Regions from separate parts of the Homo sapiens genome. Here all the other regions are linked to region 2. A link is a loop called in an ENCODE intact Hi-C map of the cell type or tissue named here. Cell type or tissue: OCI-LY7. All regions are shown on one strand.

Region 1 (4,000 bases), 150 kb before region 2:
AAGTGTTTGGTGATGGATATTCCATTTACCCTGAGGTGATTATTATGCATTGTATGCCTGTTGCAAAATATCTCATGTACCCCATAAATACATATAACTTCTATTAATATGTATCCATAAAAATTAAAAATTTAAAAAAGTGGAATGTAGGTGAGGGTATAAAGGTAACAGGAGAGATCTTTCTTATGGTAAAGGAACTGCTCCGTATCTTGCTTATGCTGGTGAATAACCAAACCTACAGATGTGATAAAATTGTATAGAACTAAACACACACCCATATGCAAATGAGTACAAGCAAAACTTGGGAAATCTGAATAAGATCTACAGATTGTATCAATGCCAATATCTTGGTTGTGATATCATAGTATAGTTTTGCAAGATATAACCATTGGGGGAACCCAGATAATGGGTACAGAGATCTCTCTATTATTTTTTACAATTACATGTAAATCTATAATTGTCTCAATTAAAATTTTAACTAAAATGATAATACATGCCCTCTGTAAAAAAAAAAAAAAGAGAAAAAGAAGAAAATCAAAATAATCCTCAATTTCACCACTTAGAAATAAGCAGCTGCTAAGACTTTGAAACATATTTTTTCATCCCTTTAAGAATTCATATTTTAAAATGTTGGTATTGAACTGTTTTATAAGCCAGTTTTTTTTTAACATCGTATATTCTGTTAAGTTTTCCATGTTATTAAACAAACTTTTTTTTTAGAGGCAGCGTCTAGCACTGCCACCCAGGCTGGAGTGCATTGGCATGACCACGGCTCACTCTAGCATCAAACTCCTGGGCTTAAGAAATCCTTCTGCCTCAGCCTCCCAAGTATCTGAGACTACGTGTGTGCACCACCATGTCTGACTTTCTTTTTTTTTTTTTTTTTTTTGGTAGAGATGGGGGTCTCACTGTGTTGCCTAGGTTGGTCTTGAACTCCTGGCCTAAAGCTCTCCTCCTGCTTTGGCCTCCCCAAAGTCCAAAGTGCAGGGATTACAGGCATGAGCCACCACTCCCTGCCAAACACATTGTTTTTAGTGACTGTATATTATTCCTTCATATGGAAAATCCAATCTATTTATCCAATCCTTTGTTTTGTTCTGTTTTTTCCTACTATGAGAAATGTTCAGTATCTTTAAAGATAAGCCTTTGGCTACATTCCCAATTATTTCCCTCTGACAAATTTTAAGAAGTGGAATTACTAGTCAAAGGCTATAAGCATTTTTAAGACTTTTGACACACCACTAAAATACTCTGAAGAAATGTTGTAGCAAAATACACTCCTATTAACAGTACTTGAAAATATCCATTCCCCAAACTCTCACAAATACTGGGGATTATAATTTACTAAAAGTTGTAAATTCATTAAAAGAGATATAGTATCTCATTTTAAGGGAACTGCATTCCTTCAAATATTAATCTAACTGAAATTTCTTATTTTATTTTGGTCATTTAGTATCTTTTGGGAATTTACCTTTCATGTCCTTTACCCATTTCTCTGTTTCAGTGGGCATCATATTTTCTAACTGATTTATAAATGAGCTTTATCAAGTAATGCTCTTGACCCCATATTCAACTTTTCCCCCGTTCTTTAATTTTTTAATATACAGAATTTTAATAATTGTACATATTAAAGTCTATTTAGCTGTTTCTTTATGGCTTCTCCTTTATTTTTAAGTGAAGTCTTTCCTTTCCTTGATAGCTGATTATAGTTATCTTTATACTCTATCCTTACTTTTCATCCTTTCATATTTTTATTTTGTTTTTACATTTAACCTTTATCCGCCTGTAACTTAGTTTGGTATAAATTATAAAAAACAGATTTGATGACTTTTCCAAATGTCTCACCATTTGTCTTACTACTATTTATTGGGTGGCTCAATTTTTCTTCCCAAATTTCAAATGTCAATCTTGCTAGTACTAAATTCATGTGTGTGTTTGGGGTTGCTTTTAGAGGTTTCTATTCTGTTCCATTGTTCTGTTTACTGTTACTACAGTCTCATTTTATTTCACTGATTGTACTGATAGGTGGTATAAAAGATAGTAATGCCTGGAAATGCAAGTCTTCATTTTATCATTGTTCTTTTTAAGTTTTCCTGACTATTCTCACTGGTATGTTTAACATATTTTTTGCTGACTTGAGCATCCAACAAAATATATATGTAGCTGTGACCTATACTTTCATTTCATCAACTGCTAATTGCACAAGGGACATCTATCGGGTGTTTACTTTGTGCCAGGCTCTGTTCTAAATGTTTTATATGCATCAACTCATTCAATGCTAGCAGCAACCCTGTAAGATCGATACCTTTATTGCTCATGTTTTATGAAAGAGGAAACGCAAGCATGGAGAGGCAAGGTTAATTTGCCCAAGGTCACACAGCTGGCGTGTGGCTAAACTAGCCGTTGCATGTAAATAAGACTGCCTGCCCACTCAACCCAGGCAATCTGATTTCAGAGCTCACTGCCTCTCAAACAGTATGGCAGGGGTTAATACTATCTTGATTCTTTGCTTTAAACTGGAGATACTGTAATTTAATAATCGTTTGATATGCCAAAATGACTACAAACACTGTTCAAATCAGCGTTTTACACACATTCTATAGCAATGTAATACTTTTCCTCTTTAAAGTATTGAAGGATGAAATTTTCTTCAAATTATACAATACTACTTAAAGTGTTAAATTCCAATAAAGGAGAAAAAAAAGGCAGCAAACTATTGCCAGAAGAGCCCTGGATTGAGCAACAGGGAAACAAAAGTTCTAGTCCTTGTTGTGTTGCTAATTAGCTTCCTGCCTCCACCCCCACACGGACACATACACCCACCCAAAATATTGTCCTTATTAGTCTGTAACCCTGGCTAAATTACAATATTACAGATTCATTCCTTCAGGTTAACTCTCTTTCTGAGATGTGACTAGCCCTGGTGACGTACTACTTGTCAGAGTATTGATTATTTGCCCTGTTTTGAGATTTTAATTCCTCTTAATCAGGAACATTGCCCTGACAAGATAGGAGTTGTCATGGTTCAACAGGGAGCCAGGAATAGAAAGCAATGTTATTCTGGAGGCTGAAAGGCTGTGAGAGGTATGTGTGGTGAGGGACCACAGCTGACAGAAACAGGCTATGGGGAGTAGCTTGGGTATCTCAGGTGACAGAGAGTGGTGAGAGGGGAAGCTGAGAGGAGGAAGATGGTCCTGTGGAGGGAATGTGGGTAGAGCCTCCTCTACTTGAAGTTTTCCCAGCGCTGGTGCTGGGCGCAGCCAAGGATTCTAAAAGAAGGCCTTCCTCTGGGGATCAGGAAGGGAGAGGGAATATGAAAAGAGTCTGCCCTCTTGACATTGACCCAGAGTCTCCACGAGTCATTGGAAAAGATGCATGAGAAGCTGCATCTAAGGGCATGCAAACATATACACACAACACCATAAAAGGAGAAAGCTTTTTAGGCTTTCTTCAACTCATCAGGCTTGTGAATTTCTTTAATAAAAATCTCGGAACATCATGGCTCTACCAAACCTTTGCCTATTCGTCATTGCCACAGTGATACTGACTTTTGAATTCCAGTACCAGGGGAAAAAGATGTGTGTGTGGTGGGGGGAGGAGGGAAATAGTATCACCTTTTATGTAAATTCTTACTTGCTCATACAAATACTTTCTTTTTTTTTGTTTTATGGGGGTGTGGGTGGAAAAGTTTCAGTGTTTTTGCTGATTATAGAAGCAGTGAATGCTTACTCTAAAAAAAAAAATCAATGACACAAAGAAGAGAAATTCTGTCACCCTACCACATTGTAGTGTGTCTCTTCCAGATTTTTTTTCAAATTGGATCACACTGTTCTGCAATTGGCATTTTAACTTAACATATACAATAACTGTAGCATTCCATCTCATCTATTACTGTCCATAGTATTCCATTATATGTATGTACCATAATTTATTCAACAAACCAAGCTGATAAACATTTAGGTCATGATAATTTTTTATTATATATCATCCTTGTATTAAT
Region 2 (4,000 bases):
GTCTCCTTTTCTCCCCTTTCTCAGATTAAATGAGAAAAATAAAAAGGTTCATGGGTGGTCTAAAAACAGGAGAGGGGAAAAAACCTTTCCTCTTCTTTAAAAAAAAAAAGACAAAACCAAGTGACAAGGAAGACATTGTTTCCCTCAAGCAAACTCAGTGGCTTGCTTAAGTTCAGAATTCTATGTTTGTTTTGTGAAAGTGATTGCAGCGCTGTTCATGAGCATGAAAAAAGCTATTTAAGGGATATTTATGTGAGGAAATAAAGCAACTGGGGAGACTGTAATTTTGCCTGACCTGCCTTTTGTGAATACCTGCAAATTTATACTAAATCTCAACAACAGAGTCCCTCCCAAGGGTAAATTGTGGAAATTTTATTGGGACTTTTAAAAATGAAATAGGCCATAGCTAGGAAATCAAGAAATTGTTTTTAAAAATAAAGGAAGTTCAATGTGGCAATTTGATTCAATTTTGGCCATGATGTTTTGTGTATCTCAGTTTTGTTTTCCTGAGTTTCATTAAAGCAACTGTTGAATACTATTTGGCATAACTCGGAAAGATCGTGAAGATAGTTTTGTTTTTATGATTACTGGCACTTTCCCTCTCTATTCAAACGCTTTTATTTTTTTGAGACAGGGTCTCACTCTGTCACCCAGGTTGGAGTACAGTGGCTCAATCTCGGCTCACTGCGACCTCCGCCTCCTGGGCTCAAACGATCCTCCCACCTCAGCCCCCCAAGTAGCTGGGATTACGGACACGCGCCACCACATCCGGCTTTTTTTTTTTTATTTTATTTGTAGAGACGGGGTTTCATCATGTTGCCCAGGCTGCTCTCGGACTCCTGAGGTCAAGCCATTCACCTGCCATGGCTTCCCAAAGTGCTGGGATTACAGGCGTGAGCCACTGTGCCTGGCCTCAAACACAAATTTAAGAAGCTTTATGCATTTTAATTGGAACATGTGATTTTGGAAGACAAGGATGATACAGGCCAGAGGACCTGCCAGAGTTAGGAAACTAGTTCAGTATTTAAGTAAATATGCATGCACCTACACTTTTCCATTTTTTCAAAGATAATCTAAGGTGACTGGTCCAGCTAGACTCTGGATTTGAGTAAAAGCTTTGTGACAATGCCCACATGAAATATACATTGCAGGAAGAGAATGGATTACCACATACTGTTAATTTCGTCCATAATTCTGACCAATGTATATTTTTTATAATGCCTGATGGTTTTATAAGTATTTTCTCATTTGAGGTAAGGCAGGTCTCATAACACCTGTCCTGGAAACGAGGTGGCTAAGGTGTTGGATCGAGGCAGTCACGGAGAGGGAAGGAGAGCATCTCCGGTTATGGAGGGAACCTTTGAGGACTTAAGCAACTGGCCGCCTATACAGGAAGTGGTAAAACTGGGCTCCTGCAAGACCACCTCCATCCCTCGCCCCAGGTTTCTTGACATCAGATCCAGTGCTATTGACACCACCACCCAGGCCAGGTGAATTCTTCTCCAGTATAGCACTGCCTTTTCACAAACCAGTGTTGAGGCTCACTGTTCAAAGTGGCCAGCTCCTGAGAGCAGCATTAATTTTAAATGGCCAGCAGGTGGCAGAGTAAATCCTAGTCCCAAATCTATTTCAGTAGTTTTAAATCATTTGAAACTAACAGCTGAAAACTTCATTATCAGTTCAAATAAGCTTAGCATTTAAGGTTTCATTAAAATATCGGCAATTATAATATGTAATATAGAGACCTAAGACCACTGTCAAACTAAAAGCTGATTCTAACACATGGCTTGCTTTTTTTCCCCCCTGAGCAATCTAACACAGTTGTAAAGTAGTTTTTTGTTTTTAGTTCTGTTTTCCTCTTACTGTGCTACTTAGTGAGAGAGAAATGCTGGCTTGCTACTCATTTTAGTTCCTTTTCTCATTAAGGAAATATTTTTAATAGCTGCATGTGGCATGAATCCACGAACAGTACAGCTCTGTCTAGGTCCAGGAATGTCTTTATTAAGGGTTCGTTACTAAGCACCAGTTTTCCAACTCCTCCTAGCCTGGTGCTCTGGGGAGATAACCCAGAGGAACTGCTCAAATTACATTGCACTCCTTGGCTGTATCCTGGGCGGCTCTAAAGGGAGGCGAATTAGAGAAGACTCTCTTCATCAAAACCTTCCTCTCCTTCATAGCATCTTACTTCATGGTGTCGTAATTTAAAGGATCTGTAAACCTTGAGGCTCCCAAATGCTTTGTTTAATGCCTTCTTCAGCTGCTTTCATGCATTCTTAGCAAGGACCAATAATGATTAAAAGGGGTTTCCATCCAAACATTTGCAGAGATTTTTACTTAAAATACAATCTTCATATAGTGTATCCATACGTATACATTCATTTCCATACATACATGCATTTGCCTTTACATGTATATATATTTACATACATTTGTACAAGGATCAAATCTCATTACAATGAATTTCATTGGATTATCTAATTTCCCATATTATCGTGGAATTTTGCTGCTTCAAATATGTTTTAAGTAAATTAAAGGAATTAGGTTCTAAGTTGTAGAAACTATACCACCTACTATCACATAACTTAAGAACTTGAAAATGTTTAATCTGAATTTAATTTTTTGATATGAGATTTGCCATATGTTCATAGGCATCCATAAATCAATTGATCTTAAAAAAGCACATTGAGATTATACATATAAATATCTAATTATATATGCTTTGTCTTTTTTTCAGAAAAAAAGGTTTCAAAAGGACTTAGAGAATTACAGGTTACAAATATTTTTACACAATTAGCTGCTAAGATTTAATTAAAAATGTATTAACTGATGCTTCTAGAATGACATAATATCTTTTCAAGCTGATATATATTTCAACTGACCAAATAAAGGTAAATGTTAATAGTGCAAGTTAGCTGTCTACTTGCTCTCTAATTCACTGCAGTCAGCAGTTGAAGAATGGAGCTTATTTAGAATATCTCAAATCATGTAATAACACTATTCCTTTTTAAATGAATTCAAAGGAACTAAACGGTATAAGAATCCACCAGTAATAGAACAAGTGTGTTGACGGTAATTGTAGAAGTCATTTTGCCTTTCCTTGAAATTGCAAATTCCATTTCATAACCAGGTTAAACTCCCTTCTGTGCCAATTTCCCCATCAACAAGTACACACACATATTTTTCATAGACCCTGAACCATCCCCTCCAGGATTATTTATTTCCTTATTTTTTTAAGAACAATGTCATACCCACATAAAATTTGCTTTAAAAATGTGCACTTTTGTTTGCTTTTTCCAACATTACATGTTTATTTTACAGATTGGGTTGAGAGCTGGAAGACTTTTTTTTCCTGTTTCATCCTAAAAGCGTAAGGATCAATGCCAATTGTATACTTAGATATCAAGGCAACTTTTCCAGCTGTGCCCTAACTGTTCTCTATTGTGCTCCTTACCATGTCCTTGGTGTCATTTTTCTGATTTGAGTGAAACCTATGCAAGACATTAATTGTGTCTTATTACCGGTTCTTGCTCTTCTTTTCAATCCTGATAGGTATGAATGCCCCAAGAGAAACACAACCAATAAAACAAAACAGCAGTATATTCCTCTATACATTGTTTGTGAAGCAATGAATATGTGAAAAATTCATATTTGCCAGTGTACTTCAGGGCATTTTGGGAGGCCCTTTAAAAAAATCCATTGGTCTGTTTCTACCACAGTACCACTTCAAATCTGACTATTGGGCTGATTTAGCCAGAAGGGCAATAATTATGAATCATTTCCTTTAAATATTATAGCATTTTGTGCATCAGTGCTCAATACTAACAAAATTAAAAGTGCTGGTATAGCAAAACTAGGGAAAATTTAAAATGGAAAAGTATATATGTTACTATAGTTTCAGAATAATTATTAATAAAGCAACATTTTGGCTTGTGTTATCTACAGCCTGGATTAAAAGCAGTGAAGAAATGAGTGAGCTAGTGGAACCTACATCCAAGTTGCA
Region 3 (4,000 bases), 210 kb after region 2:
GAGAGCCCAGCAATCTGTGTTTTAATAAGCCCACCAGAGGATTCTGATGCATGCCAAAGTTTGAGAAACACTAATTTACAACATTACCTCTTCTGATGAAATGAGAGATTTCATTTCAGAGGCACACAATCTAAATGTTCATAAGTGACTCAAGGAGTTTGTTACAAATCCAGATAGATTTGCAGGCCCCACCTCACCCTCAGATATTTTGATTCAGTAAGTCTACAGTAGGATCCAGAAATCTGTATTGAACAAGCACCACCGGTGATTCCAATGCAAGTTAATGGAAGGACCATACTTCCTAAGTCACTAATATAGTGAGTGGGGTGGGTAATTCTAGAGCATGGAGCACATTAGGAATATGTTAGACTTGAGTGGGAAACCACAAGGTGGGAAGCATTAAAGATAGCATGGGAGTCCTGGTTCCTTGGGAGAAGGGTGCAGAAAAGGAAGCTGGCACTGGCCAAATATAAATTGTTCTTGTTTTAAAATATTTTGCCTGGGTTTTGTTCTGCTTCATAAAAACAAAAGACCCTACTTCCTTCTCATCTCTATTACTGCATGGCTCCTTTCTACAGGCCCCAGAAATCAGGCTACAGTTATTGTGAAAGTCATTATGGTTTAATTGAACTTTTGTTGACTAGTCAGAGAAACTAACCATCATATATGATCATTTTTATGGGAATGTGTTCCTATAGAACAAATATTTAAAAGAAACTTTTGGAACATAACCCTTTTATAAGTTGGGAATTGGCTGATTTTATTTAATTTTTCATAATTTTGTCTTGAACTTATGGATATGCCAAATAGTGAGTAGGGAAGAGTTTTACCGTGAGTGGCTGCCAAATTAAAGTTTAATTTGATTTAAACTTTAGAATATGTAATCACTGATATATATAACCCTAAGTCTTACTGAGTATATAGTAGTCTTTTTATTGCTTGCTGTCCCACAATATACAATAAATGGCAGCTGCATACATTAATGTACAGAGTATGCATTATATATCTATATCAATACTGAATACATCACACATGCACAATGTATTATATAACTGTCTCATATGCATATATTACAGGTACTTTATATAATATAGAATGCATATGTATAACCAATTTAGGAACAAGCAGTATCATGAGATGTTACGTGGCAGTACACTCTGTTTTTAAGAGTTTGGCCCTGAAGAGATTAGAAATATATGAACATTGAGTCCAATTATTCACACAACTATTCAAAACAGTATTTTGGGGAAAAACATATGTTCAAAACCTCTCCTCAAAGAATATCCCAAAACTTCAGTGCTAAATGAAACCACGATCAAATGCTAGATTCTGAACAGCAAATATGGTCTGTGGATTCCAAAGTGGATCAGATAAGAGTGGACCAAGCTAAAGCCACTCCCTCACCTGCCCTGCAAAAAACAATTTAAAGCAACTTTATCTCCAAAGGGGGAAAAAATCATATTATTCTAAAACAGCAACCCAAAATGATTAGCCTGAAATACTTCCTCTATGTGCCCCATGTAGAACTCTGATTTTTTACCTCCTCTTATAAACCTGCTTCCCACAATACTTCCAAGGAAGCAGATAAGAAAAGAGCCCTCCACTAACTAGGCTGAGCTTTCTCTGTTTAGGGAGAAGGTGGGTGTTGCTCAATAGGAAGAAACCCTATATTCCTGATTTACCTGGCCAACCCAACCCATCCTCCCCTGGGGATGTTTCTGGCAACCCCTTTCTTCTTGGACTGCATCCAGCTAATACCCCATGTGAGAAACAACTGCCACTTTACGCTGATCACACTCCTTAGCATTCCCAACTTAAGTTCTGTTATGAGTGTTAAGGGTCCCCAGGTGGATATTTTACCATGGAATCTGCATTTTTTTCCCTTGGTCTTTTGAAACATCCATAAACACCTAATAACTTTTCTTACCAGAAATACTGCAGCAATTGTTTAAAAAAAAAAAAAAGCCAGCAACCTCTAATGCAATTTAGCGCTTTGGGACATCCCTCTTCTGCCTCCATTGCACCCTTCCAAATACAGCCCTTCAACAGCTAAGGCTATGCCAAAAGTTTGTCGGGCCAACCAAACAAAACAAAAACTCAGGGCATTTAGGTAGTAAATACCATATTTCTCAAGAACACTCCCAGGAAAGCCTTGATAACTTTCAGCAAAAGCAAAAGCACTCCCTTGTAAGATGAAAATGAATAGTGATTCAGAGATGAAGTAGATCTTTTCATTCCAAAAGTAGATGTAACTGGGAATTAAAAGCCCTCTAAGGCCAAGGAGGGTAAAGCCCAAGAACTCAGCTTTTCAGCACAAGCAAAAGATGACCATCTCCACTGCCTCCAAGTGGCGGTTAGTTCTTGCTGCAGAGCACCAGCACCACCTCGTGTGCAAAAGCGTTTTCTTTTGTTTCCTCGAGAACCACTAGAAGCCTACAGTCTCTGCATTCTGAATCACAGTCTTTACCAGATTTTCAGAAGAGGCTGCAGGCAGAGAAAGCCCAAAAAGACTGTTCCTGCCTCTGGCCAGAAGGTGAAATCTTGGGAATTATCTGTAAGCACTATGTCCAGTATAGTCTTTAGCACGTTGTAACTATTTGTTTACTCACTTGACACCCCACTGACCCTGAACTCACAGAAAGAAGAGACTTTCTTCTATCTTTTTATTCCCAGAGTATCCCAGCCCTTGGCACAGAGTTGGCACATGGTAGAGATTTAACAAATACCTGATATATGAAAAGGATTCAGTAGAATTTTTAGGTGGGAAAACAAATTAGATCTAACATCAATACCAAACATCTTCCTCCAAATAGCTCTGCAGATTACATTGTAAAATTTACCTTTAGAATTTGATCAAATACAAGAAATGAAACCAACTTTGAGACACAAAAGTGCATTGATGTGTCTGGAAATTTCAATGAAAAATTAAGTGATTTCTAATTGACTTGCCTGAAGGATGAATTATGAAAGCGAGCATTTCTGAAAATAGGTAACAAAGCCCTAATACTCAAACTTGCCAGAATTATCCTACAAATTCTCATACACCTAAATACATGTCATATATTAGTACAGCTTTAGAAATAATTTGGGCAATCTTATGATAATAAAACAATCTAAGAGCACTTATAACTACTCAGCTTCTTTCTAGGAGTCCTATGTAATGCTCTAACATTCAGAAAGTAAGTAAAACTGAATTATTAAAAGCCACCCAATGTGGAGTTTTGCCTGATACAACAAAAAAATTACAGCCAATTCACGCACACCCTTCATCTGTCAAGAACCACAGCAGTGAATTCAGCAAGCCAAGAAAACTTTAATAAAATTACACAGGCCTCAGCATCCAAGAGCAGTCTCTCCATCCAAAACTTACAAATTCCAAGGCCAGAGAACAGTGTGACTAATCCTAACGAAAATAAAAACCAGCTGCCTGAAGCACTGTAATAAGTATATATAAAAATTTAAGAACAATGTGATTTAAGTAGGGATAGAACAAGGCACAGAACATAATAGTAAAGAGAGGTCAGTCTGAGAATAACTCCAACCTACTTCTGACTCTCAAAGTTCTGCTTTAACAACAGTTCAGAGAAAACGCTCTCTGATGTAGTGATTTCTGACCAAAAAATTTTCAAAGGTAACAATCATTCCTATTGGGATTCAATAATAAAAATCATGTAGGTGCCATCATTATAAAGCCCTGAATACTGAAACAGCTACACCAAAGTCCTGGGGGAAAAGTGAATATATTTCATCATGGATGAAAATCACAGTTTTCATCTGTTTAACACACTCTTTAGTCCATAAAGTATATGAGATTTTTATGGTGGCCCTCTGTGCTTCTAACATAATTATGATTTTCCTTTTTAAAGGTGCCAATTAAATCTTAGAAAATAGGTGTCATTTTAGAGTTTCAAGAGGAAGAAAATAAAAAGGAAATATTAAGTCTTAGAAAACAGTTGTGTCTGAAAACTTAATTTTTTTGTAATGGGCGTTTATACAGTTC

What was found. Hi-C counts contacts between places; a loop is a spot of excess contacts. Peaks named below come from ENCODE experiments on the same cell type or tissue, not always from the same donor. Only the 100,000 strongest peaks of a DNase experiment are listed, where the experiment ranks them.
Region 1: a loop joins it to region 2, with 3 times the contacts of the local background. A loop is called at or near these places in 14 of 110 quality-filtered maps.
Region 3: it touches region 2 in a loop (5-fold over the local background); 84 of 110 quality-filtered maps call a loop at or near these places.

Annotation. Positions count from the first base shown.
Region 1 is chr14:60,201,922-60,205,921 of GRCh38, forward strand. No RefSeq gene overlaps it. Among named protein-coding and RNA genes, the nearest start is that of DHRS7, 39 kb to the left of the region's middle. In OCI-LY7, no CTCF peak of the experiment used is centred here; DNase peaks (open chromatin) are centred at 2,390, 2,810 and 3,110; H3K4me3 peaks cover 2,342 bases; H3K27ac peaks cover 3,192 bases.
Region 2 is chr14:60,348,506-60,352,505 of GRCh38, forward strand. No RefSeq gene overlaps it. Among named protein-coding and RNA genes, the nearest start is that of LINC02322, 27 kb to the left of the region's middle. In OCI-LY7, CTCF peaks have their summits at 1,598 (motif pointing right) and 1,800; DNase peaks (open chromatin) are centred at 786 and 1,576; H3K4me3 peaks cover 2,289 bases; H3K27ac peaks cover 2,306 bases.
Region 3 is chr14:60,559,962-60,563,961 of GRCh38, forward strand. No RefSeq gene overlaps it. Among named protein-coding and RNA genes, the nearest start is that of SIX6, 53 kb to the left of the region's middle. In OCI-LY7, CTCF peaks have their summits at 2,381 (motif pointing left) and 2,581; a DNase peak (open chromatin) is centred at 2,380; H3K4me3 peaks cover 489 bases; H3K27ac peaks cover 947 bases.